Linked DNA regions of Mus musculus: region 2 is linked to region 1. The links are chromatin contacts, found by Hi-C or POLR2A ChIA-PET in ENCODE. All regions are on one chromosome and are shown on one strand. Each heading gives the region's core, a stretch centred on a gene start or an enhancer-like site at or near the end of the contact. The rest is flanking DNA. Distances are from core to core; before and after follow the strand shown.

Region 1 (6,947 bases), core at 2,052-4,551:
CAAGCAGCATTCTGAGTCCCATACCTGAGAAAACATCTACAGAAGACCCAGTGAAGGATTCCACAGAGGAGTTTCTAGGCTGCACAATTCTCAGACAACTACCTTATACAACCAGATGTTAAGAATGCGCATTCTAAGAGTCTACATCCCAACCAGAGCAGAAGGATCTCTGAGTCTTTGTAGAGATTCAGGAGCAATTACAGGAGAAGGAGGTCCCACTGGGACAATGGGTTAAAGAAGCTCCCAATAAAATTCAAGGAGTTCCAGGGCCTGGTTTATTAAGTAAAACTCTCTGGGCTACCTTCCCTAGAGTTAATTGATCTAGAAGGCCCCAGACACACACAACAACAACCCCCTCTGTATTAGCATCTGTAGAGAAATGAAATGGATAGAATGAGTGAATATATAAAGAGAATTTATCAGAATGCCCTATAGGCTGTGGTCCAGCTAGTCTACCAATAGCTGCCTACCTAAAGAAGGTCCATGAATCTAGTAGTTGCTCAGCCCACAAGGCTGGATGTTTCAGCTGCTTTCAGTATATGTAGGAATCCCAAAGAAGTAGGCTCTGATGTCAGTGGGTGAAGCAATGGGCTGGTCAGCAAGAGCAAGCAAGCAAGCAAGCAAAGAGCGAACGAAAGCTTCTATCTTCCAGGCCCTTATACAGGCCGTCAGCAGAAGGTGTAGCCCAGATTAAAGATGTTATCTTTCCACCTCAGAAGATCCACATTAAACGTGAGTCTTCCCACTTGAAATGATTTAATTAAGAAAAATCCCCTACAGGTGTACATACCCAACAGCTTGGGTTAATTCCAGGCATAGTCAAGTTGATGATCAAGAATAGGACACCTTCCAAAAACAAAGAGGTCATAGTGGGGCTTCCTAAGCTGGTACAGGTTTGCCTTATCCTGGAAGCCACAAGAATCCTCCTGCACTTTAGCTAAGGAGGCTCAAATCTCAATAAAAGTGTCTAAGTCTTGCTGGAGAGAAGGAGGAGAAAGTTCCAAATGTCAAGCAGGTCAGGAGCAGCCACCCAGGACCCAAAGGCCTTGCCCCTTTGCATTAACTCTAAGTGCGTAGGAAACTCTTGTAGACGCCAGACATCTTGTCTTTCCATCAGTAGTCAGGCAACATTTTGAGGCTTTGGGCTCCTGACCTGTGGTTCTCAGTCAATCTCTTCACTAACTCGGGCTGATGACCAGGGCCTCCTTAGAGATATCTCAGAGATAAGCAGAAAGGAACTCACTGAAACACCATGCAGTCCAGAATAGTAGTAAATAAATACACAGCACAGGTCAGCATCCCAGGGTTCATTCTGCAACATTTTATCAAGTGGACCTTCCCTGCGCCTAGGCTTTCCTCCATACAACAGAGACCTCCCTTCTAACAGGCTGAAAGGGCTGGTGAAAGACTCTAACAGAATTTGCTTACACAGAGGGAGCCCTGCTGTCCTGTGTACAGAACTGAGGCCTGAAGTGTCACTGGAGTGACTCCTCAAATAGCTGCATGTGCTGCCCTGAAGATTTTGTATGTCCCCAGTAACTGTTAATCTTCATCTCCAACTGCATGATTTAGAATCAACTGAAGACACATGTATTTCCAAAGAGGTTTACCTGAGGTTGTAAAACCATAGTTCCTCACAGAGGTCCTGGATGGAATGAAAAATAAAGTGAAATGGGTGGAATATCAATCAACACTCATCTCTCTTTTCTTCCTGACTGTGACCAGCCACCTAATGCTCCTGCCACCACCATGATACACTCAAACCATGAGCCAAAAAAAAACTCACTTCTTGAGTTGCTTTTGTCAGATATTTTACCCCAGCATGGAGAAAGTAACTATTACAGCCTTACCCAGCTCCCAGACTAGTGTCCTAAGAAAAGGTCCCTGGTCTAGAGGCTCAGTTTCTGCCTCTGGGGAAAACAGAGATGTGGTATTCAGGAAGAGAAGCCAGGAAGAACAGGAACAGAAAGCCAGAGAGAGCAAGGGCCAGAAGAAATTATACTATCCAGTTTGTTCTTCACACATCTCAGGTCGCTGAGTAGCCATCCATCCGCCTCTGTAGCTCCATCTGACAGTCAAGTACCTCTGCTGGCTATGCTTTGCCACCTAAGTCCTGCCAGGTAGGATGCAAAACCATGGTCCTGGCATACACCAGAACAGAAAATCCCAAGGTGTGTGGGCTCACAGAACACCAGAGATACTTTAGACTTTCAGATGCCAATGATTCAACTAAACTTGGGGTCAGATTGGCCTCCAGAAGACACAGATCCTAAACCAGGGATTCTCAACCTTCTTAATGCTGTAACCCTTTCATACAGCTCCTCATGTTGTGGGGACCTTCAACCATAAAATTATTCCACTGCTACTTCATAACTATAATTTTGCTACTGTTAATAAATCATAATGTAAATACCTGTATTTTCTGATGGTCTTAGGCGACCCCTAAAAGGGTCGTTCGGCCCCAAAAAGGTTGTAACCCATAGGCTGAAAATGCTGCCCTAAACGCAAGTTGACTTTGAAATTCCACCCAGAGGGCTGAATGTTGAATCACAGTGTATCTAATGGGGTTTACAGCCCTGCCCATTAAGAAACGAGGGACCCTCAGAGCGGCAAAGTTACCCTCTATCTCCACATGCACAGCATGGAACATGCACAGCATGGAACATGCAAACACACACACACACACAAATATGCATACACACAATCAGTACTAACAAACACGCGATTTTAAAACTGTGAAAAAACCTGCCCCTCAAAGGAAGTTTGAAAGGTCTGAGAACCAGAGGGGAGGCGAGGGCCAGCTTCCTCAGCTTCCTCATTATGGGGGAAATGGGGCCCAAGGCAGGAGGCACCATGCCCAGGGTCACAAAGCTATCACACACCAGCTTTTCCTCTCTCCGGATGGGTGGCTGCTGTGAACAAGAAGCAGATGTGCCCTCGGCAGCCATGCAGGGGACCCAGCAAAAGGCCCAGAAGAAGGGCAAGGGCTGCTCCACAGTGTCAGTGATAACTGGAGCTTGACCCAGTAACCTGAAGTCCAGGAATGACAGTGGAGGAAGAGTCATCCAAGGGAGGCTGAGGTAGCGCCCCAGCATGGCAGTCTCTGCCTTCACTATTCCAGTACACATGATTAAAATGAGAAATCCAGGTTACTAAACCAGGGCCAGACAGTAAACACTCTCAGTGTCGTACGTTCTGTGAACTCTGCTGCAACCGTTCCACTAGCGGTGAATGATGGGAGGAGCCAGATGATGGATGTGGCTTCCTTCCAGTGAAAATTATGCTCAAAACAAGCAGAGCCAGGTCTGACCTAAAGGCCCCAGGCAGCCAAGCCCAGCATGACACTATCACACTAAAACCATCTGGACCTAGAGATGGAGGACAGGATTTCCTTTAGTGTAGTCACATAAATTCTGGGTATCTGTAATTTTGATATGTTTTTGTATTATTTTAGCAGGGTATTTTTTTGGGGGGGGGGGAGGGGAGGGGGGTTGAAGACAGGGTTTCTCTCTCTGTATCCCTGGCTGTCCTGGAACTCAATGTAGACCTTGCTGGCCACAACTCAAGAGATCTGCCTGCCTCTGCCTCCTGAGGGCTGGGATTAAAGGCGTGAGTCACTACAGCCTAGCTGTTTTAGCAGTTCTTAACAGCTGACAACTGAGTATAATTCATGACACATGCCCTTAATAAAGTATGTTAGAACATCATACTATTAGAGAAGAATATGTTCACGAATAACTACCTGGACTCCAGGTAAAAAGTACTGAAAGAAAAAAGGGACCCGTAATAAGGTGACAGAAATAAACAGGGGACAAAGGGACAAGAGCAAAGACAGAATTAGCAAAGACTTGAAGACAAACACCAAATATACTGACATCGAATATAATGACTGACACCACATTCTCTGACTGACAGACACCACATACACTGCAGGAATTCAGAGGAAAACCTAAGTGAGAAGAGGAAAGAAGCAAGGGTGCTCAGGAGGCAGAGGCAGGGGGATCTCCGTGACTCCGACACCAGCCTGGTTACAGAGTTCCAGGACAGCCAGAGATACGTAGTGAAATCCATCTCTCCTTGCATAAAACACAGTTCATGCTGAGGAAGGGAAACACACAGAGAGCGCTGCAGGATACAAGTACAGGCAAAAATCTTCTGGGTAGAACTGTAATAGCACAAAAAAATAGGCTCAAGAAATGACAAAATCTCTCTCTCTCTCTCTCTCTCTCTCACACACACACACACACACACACACACACACACCCCAACTTGAGTGAATAGACAGCCTACTACAAAATGGGAAAAAAAAAACTTTGCCAGCTACATTAGACTAAGGGGTTTATAATATATAGAATTGCAAAAAACATTAAATACAAAAAAAAAAGTACCCAAAGTGTCAATCAATAAACAGACCAATGAACTGAATGAACAGAACACAGGGTCTGACCAGGTAGCTCTGGCTGGCCTAGAATTTGCCATGTAATTCACTCTGGCCTCAAACTCAAGAAATCTATCAGCGTCTGACTCCTTAGTACCGGGGTTAAAGGTGTGCATTAACACACCTGCCTCTTTCCCCTCAGGAAATACATGTTTTTTGAGTGTTCAACATCCCCAGACATCGGGGAGGTACAAATTAAAACTACTCTGAGACTACATGTCTCCCTGGTCAGAATGGCCAGTATGAAGAAAGCTAAGTGCTTAGGGGCCCTTATACAATGTTGGTGGGAGTACAAACTGCTCAGCCAATATTAGAAATCATTGTGGATTGAGACCAGGGATCCAGAAGGGGCTCATGAGACAGAATAAAAAGGCTTCACGACAAGGGTGTGTGGTGGCAAGAGAACACATACCATGACCTGGAATAGGAATAGGAAGGGGGACGAGGGCAGGGGATGAACCAACCCTAAGACTGAGCCAGAAAGAAGTACATGTGCAGAGGGCATTAGTTGTCCTGGATGCCTTCCTTGTTCTTCACTTTATTTACTGAGCCAGGGTCTCCTAGACCCAGGGACCCGCCTTCTGAGCACCCGCCCAGTTTTTGTGTGGATTCCGGGGATCTGAATTCCAGCCCTCACTTTGGCAATAGTGTGACTTATTCACTGAGCCCTCTCCCAGACCCTCAACAGAATTTTTAAAGGGGATTTCTGAAGAAGAAATAAATAAGAAAAAAACACAGTGAACAAGATGGAAGTGAGGAACTCCACACAGCAGGCAGGCCTCTAACAGTTACTACACCAGTGAGCCACATGCACACACGTGCACCCACCCACACCCACACCCACACCCACACACACCCACACACACACACACACACACACACACACACACACACACACACACACACACAGAGGGGGAGGGGACTTGCATGAACCCTGTGGCTATGTAACAACCCCCGTACTGTGCACTAGCCTCCATGCTCCTAGGACAACCTTCTTCCATAAATTCCCTAGCAGTTTGAGCTTCACACATGGCTGAGGCTGGTGGAAGTCAATACTCCACACCTTAGTTCTAGGGAAGTCCCTGACTAGGGCAGTCTTTGCCCTCTGCCCTCAGCCTTGGCAAGACTGAGACTGAGAATATATACACCCCTACCTATGCCAAGAGATAAGGCAGCTCACTTCCTGTGTACTGGGGCAGCTCTTCTGGAAAAGTGATTTTGACTGTTAAGTGTGTCAGCCAGGTCAAATCAATGTACACACCTTCTGACCCACTTAATCTCACTCCTGGGACTCCATTCCGGCAATAACTTCCCTCCCTTTCCTACAGGGAAGAATCTGTATTACATAAACCTAGTCTCTACAACCTTATCTGGAAGAAAGAAAAGCTGAAACAACCTAATATCTCAAGTACAAGTTTCTACAAAAACACAACCAGCTAGACTGTGTGGCAACAACCTGAATGTGCCACACCACTGATGCTGATGTGATAATGCAGCCGTCCGGATTTTGAAGATATTGTCCCCAAGGACATGAAACTACAAACATCTACAGAGACAATTGTAGCATGGAAGAGGAATGCAAACTATCCTGGGACGCCTTGTTCAAGTCTTGTGGAACTCATGCAACTGCAAAAGTCCACTCAAGAGTTCTTGAAAGAAAAGGTAATACCAAAACTACACTGTATCACTATTAAAGTAGTAGCCATGTGTCATTTGAAAGATGGAAGCAAAGGAGCTGAGGGCATAGCTCAGGTGATAGAATGACTGCCTAACATGCATGCAGGCCTGAGGTTCAAATTCCAGTCCTATATAAAACAGGCAAGACAGCAAGTAGTCCATGCCAGGAGGACCATCAGAAATGCAAGGTCATTCACAGCTACAGGAGACCTTATCTTAGAGGAGGAAGAGTAGGGAGAGAGAAAACGAGGACACCTCCGATGGAAGCCGGGAAACCAACTGCAATCAGACCTGTGTCTCATTCGTCATGGCTCGAGCCCAGTGGGGGCAGGGGGAAGACCAATCCTCCATCACCTGAAGCATGGGTTAGGGCTGCGCTTTCTACCAGGCTTCTTGCTGTCTCTCTGGAGAAGGGCAGCCACTGGTCCCAGAGTGCCAGAAGCAGCCTGAGGCTCATTTGTTGTTCTGGCAAAACTCTCAATACTCTCCCTTGTTCTTAAGTTTCCCGATCCAGACTATGAATTACCCTCACCCTACACATAGGAGGTATCAGATGCCCTGAAGGACAGGGCTCTAGGTCATGCACAGAGCTCAGATAGTCCTTCCCTCCTGTTCCACTGTCTCAGTCAGAAGTACGGCTGCACAGTTAGGTTCAGAGCTAGGGCTCAAGCGTAGTAAAGTCATTACGGATGTCAATGGCAGAGTGTTATTTTATTTGTAAGGTTTTTTTGAAACTAAAGACAGGCAGAAGGTTCTCCTTGTGGTGTAACACAGGCCTGCTGTCTGTATTTAGCAGGGATGGAGTCTTCATTTTAAATCTATCTTTGAAATA
Region 2 (6,614 bases), core at 3,503-6,002, 34 kb after region 1:
ATTTAGGTATATCTCTACATTTCTGTATTTTACTTTGCTGGTATGACGTCACTTTGGTGAGGGGTAAAACCAAAAGCTTTATTCTTCACAGATCCAACTTCGCAAGAGAGAATACACCAGTAAACAGGAGTAAATTGGCATGACCAAGAAGAACCAAGCTGATGCCTACAAACGACCTCACCAAAGAGGCACTGGTGTCCCTGCTCTGAAGAGCCCCTAAGACCGAGCAGGATGGCAGGGTGTATTGGGGCTCAGGGGAGTGTGGCTCCAACAGGAACCACAGGCATTCATTACCACCACCTGCCAGGGAGAGTAAAGAAAATCGGACTGGGAGAGTGAAACCTTCTGTCCAGCTTATCTATCTGATGGATTTTCTTCTGTAAGATCCTAACAGAGCAAGAAACTTTCAAGACAGTGATCCACCCTTTGGAGTTAAGACTCACAAAACTAAAACGGTCACAGCTAGAGCCTTGCAAGGTTTGTCTGAGTAACCCTTTCCTCCATTGCCCAGTCGAAGGCCTATCTCCACCATCCATGTGGTGAACTGTCAGTGGCCAGCACTGCACCTCTAGGATTCAAGCCCCACCTTCTAATTCCTGGGCTTTTGTCCTGAACACAAGCATCATCATTTTGTGTTGTTGTGATAACACACCAAGACAAACACAACTTGGGGAGAAAGGGTGGTCACTGTTGCCCGTAGAGGGAAGTCAGGGCAGGAACTGAAGCAGAAGCTTGCTCTTGCTTACAGGCTTATTTCAGCCTGCTTTCTTAGATAACCTAAGACCACCAGCCCAGGGGTGGCACCACCCACAGGGGGCGAGGAGGCCCTTCCATGTCTATCACTAATCAAGAAAATGCCCCACAGAGTTGCCTACAAAGCAATCTGATGGAGACATTTTAATCAGTTGAGGTTCCCTCTTCCCAGATGACCCTAGTAGTAAAAAAAAAAATTTTTTTTAATTAAATTAAATTAAAAAACAAAAAGCTGTCCAGCACAACCAAGCAGCCTGGACTGTGCCCTTTTCAGAGATCATTTGGACGCATCTACCACACATGGGAGCCATGTTTTACACAGGTAATAATTAAGGCCAGCACTTTCTCATCTGAGTCTCATGGATCCTATACCTGCTGCTGACACAGAGACAGGCTAACATACAGGCTTCTGGGGCTGACTGTGGTCCCTTAATTTGAAAGACAGCTGACAACAGTCAAGTCAGACAGCCAACCAGGCTCTATATGAAGATGGTAATTTCTTAAAGAGTCAAAGGAAATGTTCTGGACAAAAACCAAGCCAATATCCCACAGGCTAGTGTCTGTAACAGATCCTGGTGTGGCTTACACAGGAAACAGGACTGGCTGGGGCAGAGGAAACCCCAGGGAGAAAGGCTGGACCCTGTGATGGGAGTGGCCCTCCCTTTTAACCACCAAAAACTGGGGAGGGAGGAAAGAAAGACAGTAAGAGGAAAAGGAGCAGGGGCTGTTTCCTTCAGTTGGGAGAAAAACCACAACCCTAAAGACCAAAATAAACTATTTGTCCACTTCTCCAGCCCCCTTCCAGCGATGGCTAAGAGTTCTTCTGACAGGACTTCAATGGTAATCTTACGAGATTGTCAGGAGGTGCTTTTTCTTTGGACCACATGACCAATTCCAACCTACCTACCTATCCTAACACACACACACACACACACACACACACACACAAAGAGCAATGACCCAACACTACCTGGTCCACCCAAACCTGATGAGCACCCCTTGTCTTCACTCTAAGAGTCACTGTGTGATCTGGTAAGAGGGTGCCAGAATAAAGGGAATGCTTGTCTTTGCTGGGAGATGTCAGTACAGCTAGGGAGCTGCCAAGCCTTTTGCCCAGTAGGTAGACTTGCACTGTGAAGGCTTCCGCTGGTCCCGTGCACACGCTGCCTGCTGCACACGCTGCCTGCTGCCGGCTTTTAAGAGCTCAGAGATGGCTGAACAAAGAAGAAGAGCAAGAGCGTGGCTCGGCAGTGGGGGTGGTTGCTGGCTGGAAAGCAGGTTTTTCTGCAGCTGAGAGCTCAAGGAGGGCCGAGGGACATGATATGGGGTGAGCACAAAGGAAGATGGGGGTGCCTGCAAGACTGACAGCAGCTGAGGCACGTGCCTGGCCCCCACCCAAGGGTGCAGCTGGTCAGTGAGAGTTCTGTGAACATGTTTCCCAAGGTGGTGGGCAGGCAGCTGACAAGCCAGAATGGGCATCCTGCTCCTTCCCAGCTGTTCTGACGGTTACCCAAGGAGCTCCAGGCAGACCACATGGCATAAAAGCAGAAAGGGATCCTAACACAGGTACCCACAAAAGGCACAGGAAAAAGGCAGGGCTGCAATTTGAGAACCGTAGGGCCGGTGACTCAGGCTCTCAGCAAAGACCTCCACAAGGCACAATGGGCTACAGCAGCCGTTAACAATAGCAGCTCTGGCCCCTCCCTCTCCTCCTCCTCCCAGTTTCTTCCCCACCCCCAAATCCACAACGGGAGGCATCGGGAAACCAGGGCAGAGCCCATGAATAGCTCCACTGTCAGTCCTGAGGCCCAGCCTTCTCAGCCTCACAGGTCAGGCCTAGCTGCCACCAGATCACAATAGGAACCTCTGTGCTACAGAGGGCCTAGGCTCCCAACAACAGAGCCTCCAGCATTGGTAGCTCTGGGGACTCATGTCCCCATGGGGACTGCATGTGACTATACTGGTGAGGAGTCCTCTCTGCGGGAGGCTGGTAGGACAGGGGCGTAGGCCACAGAATCACCAGACTGGCGCTCCCTGCTTCCTGTCTTGCACTGCCCTCATATGGGAAGGCTACACAGGACAGCTATGGCTAGATACGACTTCAGTGGGACACGGTGGCTTCAGTGACAAGGAAACTGTGAGAAAACCTTAAAACTAAGTAGCCTGTGACCTCTGCCTCAATCCTCTGGACACTGTATAACACAACCAGTTCCAGTTTGTTTAAAACACTACCCAGAGCTTTGCAGTTCAAACCTATCCAGCTTCTCACATGGCGCCTCCCACCTCACCTCACCTCACCGGCCTCCTCCTCAGACCCCTCAGGACATGTCTGGTGCACAGGCCTCATGGACACAACACAGGCAAGACCTCCAAACATGTCATGGAAAGAGGATGGTACAAGCTGAGTGACTAGCAGAAGAGGACAGAAAGCATCACGCAGCCACCCCCCCTCCTCCCCCGGGCAACTCTCAATGCAAAAATAGAAGATGGCCCTAGCATCAAGCCTCAGAAACTCCTCTTCCTCTTGGAATTAAAACAGCCATGCTTTGTTCCTGATGATCGCCTCAGTACTTCACCTCCACACTAGCCACCTCGTATGTACTCAGGAAAAAGCACACGCATGGGGGTGGGCTGTGCGTGGGCTCTCCAGCCACACTTCACTATGCTCTGAACACCGGATGATGGAGGCTTTGGGCTTGGGGAGTGCGTCTGAAGAGGTTACAAGTATAGGTTTCTATTTCTTCTGTGGATTTTATCTATTTTTTTTTTAATGACAAAAAGTTAAACTTAATTCAATATATTTAAAATGTCTAAAGTTTGTGGCTAGAGGTACCAAAAATACAGTTACCATAGGCAGGTGCACTTACATATACTTCTATAATCTCAATACTTCGGTGATATGAGGCAGAAAGATGAATTCAGCGTCAACCTAGGATATGCAGGAGGACCCTGTCTCAAAGAATAAAAAAAAGAAAAGAAAGGAAGGAAGGGAGAGAGAGAAAGAGAGAAAGAAAGAAAAGGGGGAGGAGAAAGAGGGAGAGGAAAAATACTTTATGAATAGCTCTCTTTAGGCAGCATCTGGCATCTTCCTAGAACAAGATGTTGTGGGGGAGGGGAGGAAGAAGACACTAAGGAGGCCAGGGGAGGGCAGTACAGGCCTCTGAGCCCACTCAGCTCGGCTTATAACTTCACCCTAACCCCCAATAGAAAGTTCTCCTATGAAAGAAAAGCAAGAAAATATTTTGATAATGACAGAAAGAAAACTAAGCTTTTCCACACCAAGGGCCACCTGTAGAAATTCAAGGTCGAAGATGAATGAGAGAGGGGGAGAGGGAGAAGGAGAGAGAGAGAAAGAGAGAGAGAGACTGTCTGTCTTTCTGTCTGTCCAAATGAAGGCTGAAGCCCCTCTCTTGCTTCGAGGGGCTAACACAATGGTGATTAGAGGCAGTGGAGGCCAAGGAATTAGGAGAAAGATCTGAGCAGCAGGGAGTGGCCATGAGCAAACACTTCTCCTGGGGCCTCCCCAGCAGCCAACAAGGCTCTAAGTCTTAGCGTTATGAGCCCATCCCCATTTTAGCAGCTAAAGAAAGCTATTCCAAAAGATTTCTAGGCCTGGCCCTGCTCCAAGGACAAGCTAAAAACAGTTTCTCCAAAATCTCAGCTTAAAACCTCAACCCCTTAGCCACTAAGCTGCATATACCTTTCAAGAGAGGGAAACTGCAGCACAGGGCTGAGACTTGCATCCATGTGCCTGTTCTTGCTAAAGGGTTACATTTATTGTCTAAAAGCCCCCCTGTAATGGGTGTGTCAATAAATACTCTGCACTCAAAAGCACTGATGTATCTCCTTCACATGACTTTGCCCCCAAGGAATAATATAAAAACCATCCCAGTCTCTCTTGCTGCAAGGGGATAACACAATGGCCATTAGAGCCAGTGGTGGCCAAGGAATTGAGAGAGAGACCTGAGCAGCAGGGAGTGGCCATGAGCTCAACCCTTCCTGCAGACCATTTCAGCCCTAGGGACAATACAGCTGGCAGTTTCGTAATGGCCTCAAGCTTACAACTGCCTAGGGCCCAGAGAACAGGGTGCCCGGCAGGGAGGGACAGGGTGTGTTTGGTTCCCCTTTCTCTAAGATCCTCTCCAGACAGTAAAGTTCAACAAATGCCTTACAAAAGCAATAGTACAAATGGGATCTCAAGGCTACTAGGACCACACCAGCACTTGGAGCTTGCATACCTTCCAGCTAAAAAACAGTTCCTGTTCCCTTGACAGGGCCCAGTGCAAGGTCAAGGCAGGTCCTACCAGGAACCCCACAAACTTTCACTGGACCAAGACCAGCCCTTCTCTAAGGTCACCCACCCCAGGGAGGTTCTGAGTCTCCAGGGCATATCCCGTTTCACTATGCTGGTCTTCTCAGGGGAAAACTTCAGGGCTGCTTGAACTCAGAGGGGGCCACCACCACAATACCTACGCCAGCCATCCAGAGCCCTGAGGCATGAACACTCTCCACTACCACTGACTTTTCTTGGCAACTGCCCCCCCTCCCCCAAACTTATCCTGTTTACACCACTGCTTGTATTTCACAGGAAACAATGAGGACAGCAAGAGACAATGACTGTGGGAGGCAGGATGCCTGCAAAGAACAGACATGGTCTCTATTCTTCCTCTGCAAGGACAGACACTGGCTATGAGACCTTCCCCTGGAGGAAGTGAGTAAGCCCCTACCTGCAGCCAACAGGTTTTCCTGAAAGCAGAGGGGAGCCTTGCTCCTATACAGCTGGCTGAGACACAGCTTCAGGTGTTGACAGACCAGTAGGTCACCTGCACCAGGGATGACCAATAAAAGAGGCCAAACAGAAAGCCAGAGGCACCTCCCTCTTGAAGAAGGAAAGAACATGCAGACCAGTTTTTTGTTTTTTTTAATTGTTTAGGCCCAGGAAATGGATGGGACCACATATGACCCCTTCCATGGACCCAGAGCAGACAAAATAATAAAGTCTTCTAAGCTGGTGGTGGTGGGGGGGGTTTGTACAGACATGACATGGTTTGCTCGGGACTGGCAGAGCACAGGACAGGAACTCGGCTGCAGCTGTGGAGGACTTCAGAGAAGAGAGTGGCTGTGGTCTGACAGCCAATAGAAGAGTGCAAAGTTTGGAAATGGGAGCTGCAGGGACACCAGGTCCTGTGTGCAGAGGGGAAGGAGATTAAGATGCAATGAACCAGTACACACTGAAATAAAAAGGCCAAAGTTGCTTGAAATGGCGACCACCTTCCTTTAGTTCTGAAGCCTTACTGACAGTGTCCTGGAGATGAGGAATACCCACAGCAGAAAATGCCACTCCAGAAAAACAAACGTGAGCAGCCGTGAGCCTGGGTCAATGTAAAAACTTACAAGCCTTAACACAGAATACTGAAGAGGATTTAGTCCTTCACCAGACTTTAGTCAAGTCCTCTGAGATTTCCATTCAATTAGCTCTGATCTTAAGAGTTGTAAAGGTCCCGTCTAGCAAGAATCCTGCTAAGTCAATTTATCGCCAACATGTTATCAAATTCCTTATCCTTCTTTATCCCCACATAGTATCTGTCCACTTGGCTTGCCTTCGGGAAGAATTCTGTCAGGTCCATTCAGCTAGAAAGGTCCCTACCTTCAGAAATTCTCTAAGATCAGGGCATAGTGCTCCGTGGCTATAAGTTCTTACTTTTCTTGTTATTTTGGAGCTGAGCCCAGTCTCTTTCCGCTACTTAAAAACCCTGCTGCAACAGTCCTAAATACTCTGCCTTAACATCTTAAGAAGTGCCAGATTAATTTTTTTTCCTTTAAGACCAGAGTTCCTCTGTCTTCCAGGACGCCTCTTACCT

What was found. A loop is a pair of places that touch in the nucleus more often than their neighbours do. ChIA-PET counts read pairs that join two places held with the same protein, here RNA polymerase II (POLR2A).
Region 2: a map of heart shows a loop between it and region 1 (2.8-fold over the local background). The contact joins two enhancer-like sites. A Hi-C loop is called at or near these places in 8 of 37 maps with a recorded cell type or tissue (ES-E14, heart, left cerebral cortex and 3 more). POLR2A ChIA-PET finds 5 or more read pairs at or near these places in 4 of 5 experiments (Patski and embryonic stem cell).

Annotation. Positions count from the first base shown.
Region 1 is chr14:40,921,677-40,928,623 of GRCm38, forward strand. The region is part of intron 2 of Tspan14 (tetraspanin 14); the gene reads right to left. Among named protein-coding and RNA genes, the nearest start is that of Sh2d4b, 32 kb to the left of the region's middle. Within about 2 kb of position 3,302, at least 2 of the 3 ENCODE cell types and tissues checked have a DNase peak (open chromatin) inside an H3K27ac peak, as active enhancers do; they include heart, where a contact is called at or near this core.
Region 2 is chr14:40,953,944-40,960,557 of GRCm38, forward strand. The region is part of intron 1 of Tspan14 (tetraspanin 14); the gene reads right to left. Among named protein-coding and RNA genes, the nearest start is that of Tspan14, 9.6 kb to the right of the region's middle. RefSeq lists an enhancer at 1,339-5,382. Within about 2 kb of position 4,753, at least 2 of the 3 ENCODE cell types and tissues checked have a DNase peak (open chromatin) inside an H3K27ac peak, as active enhancers do; they include heart, where a contact is called at or near this core.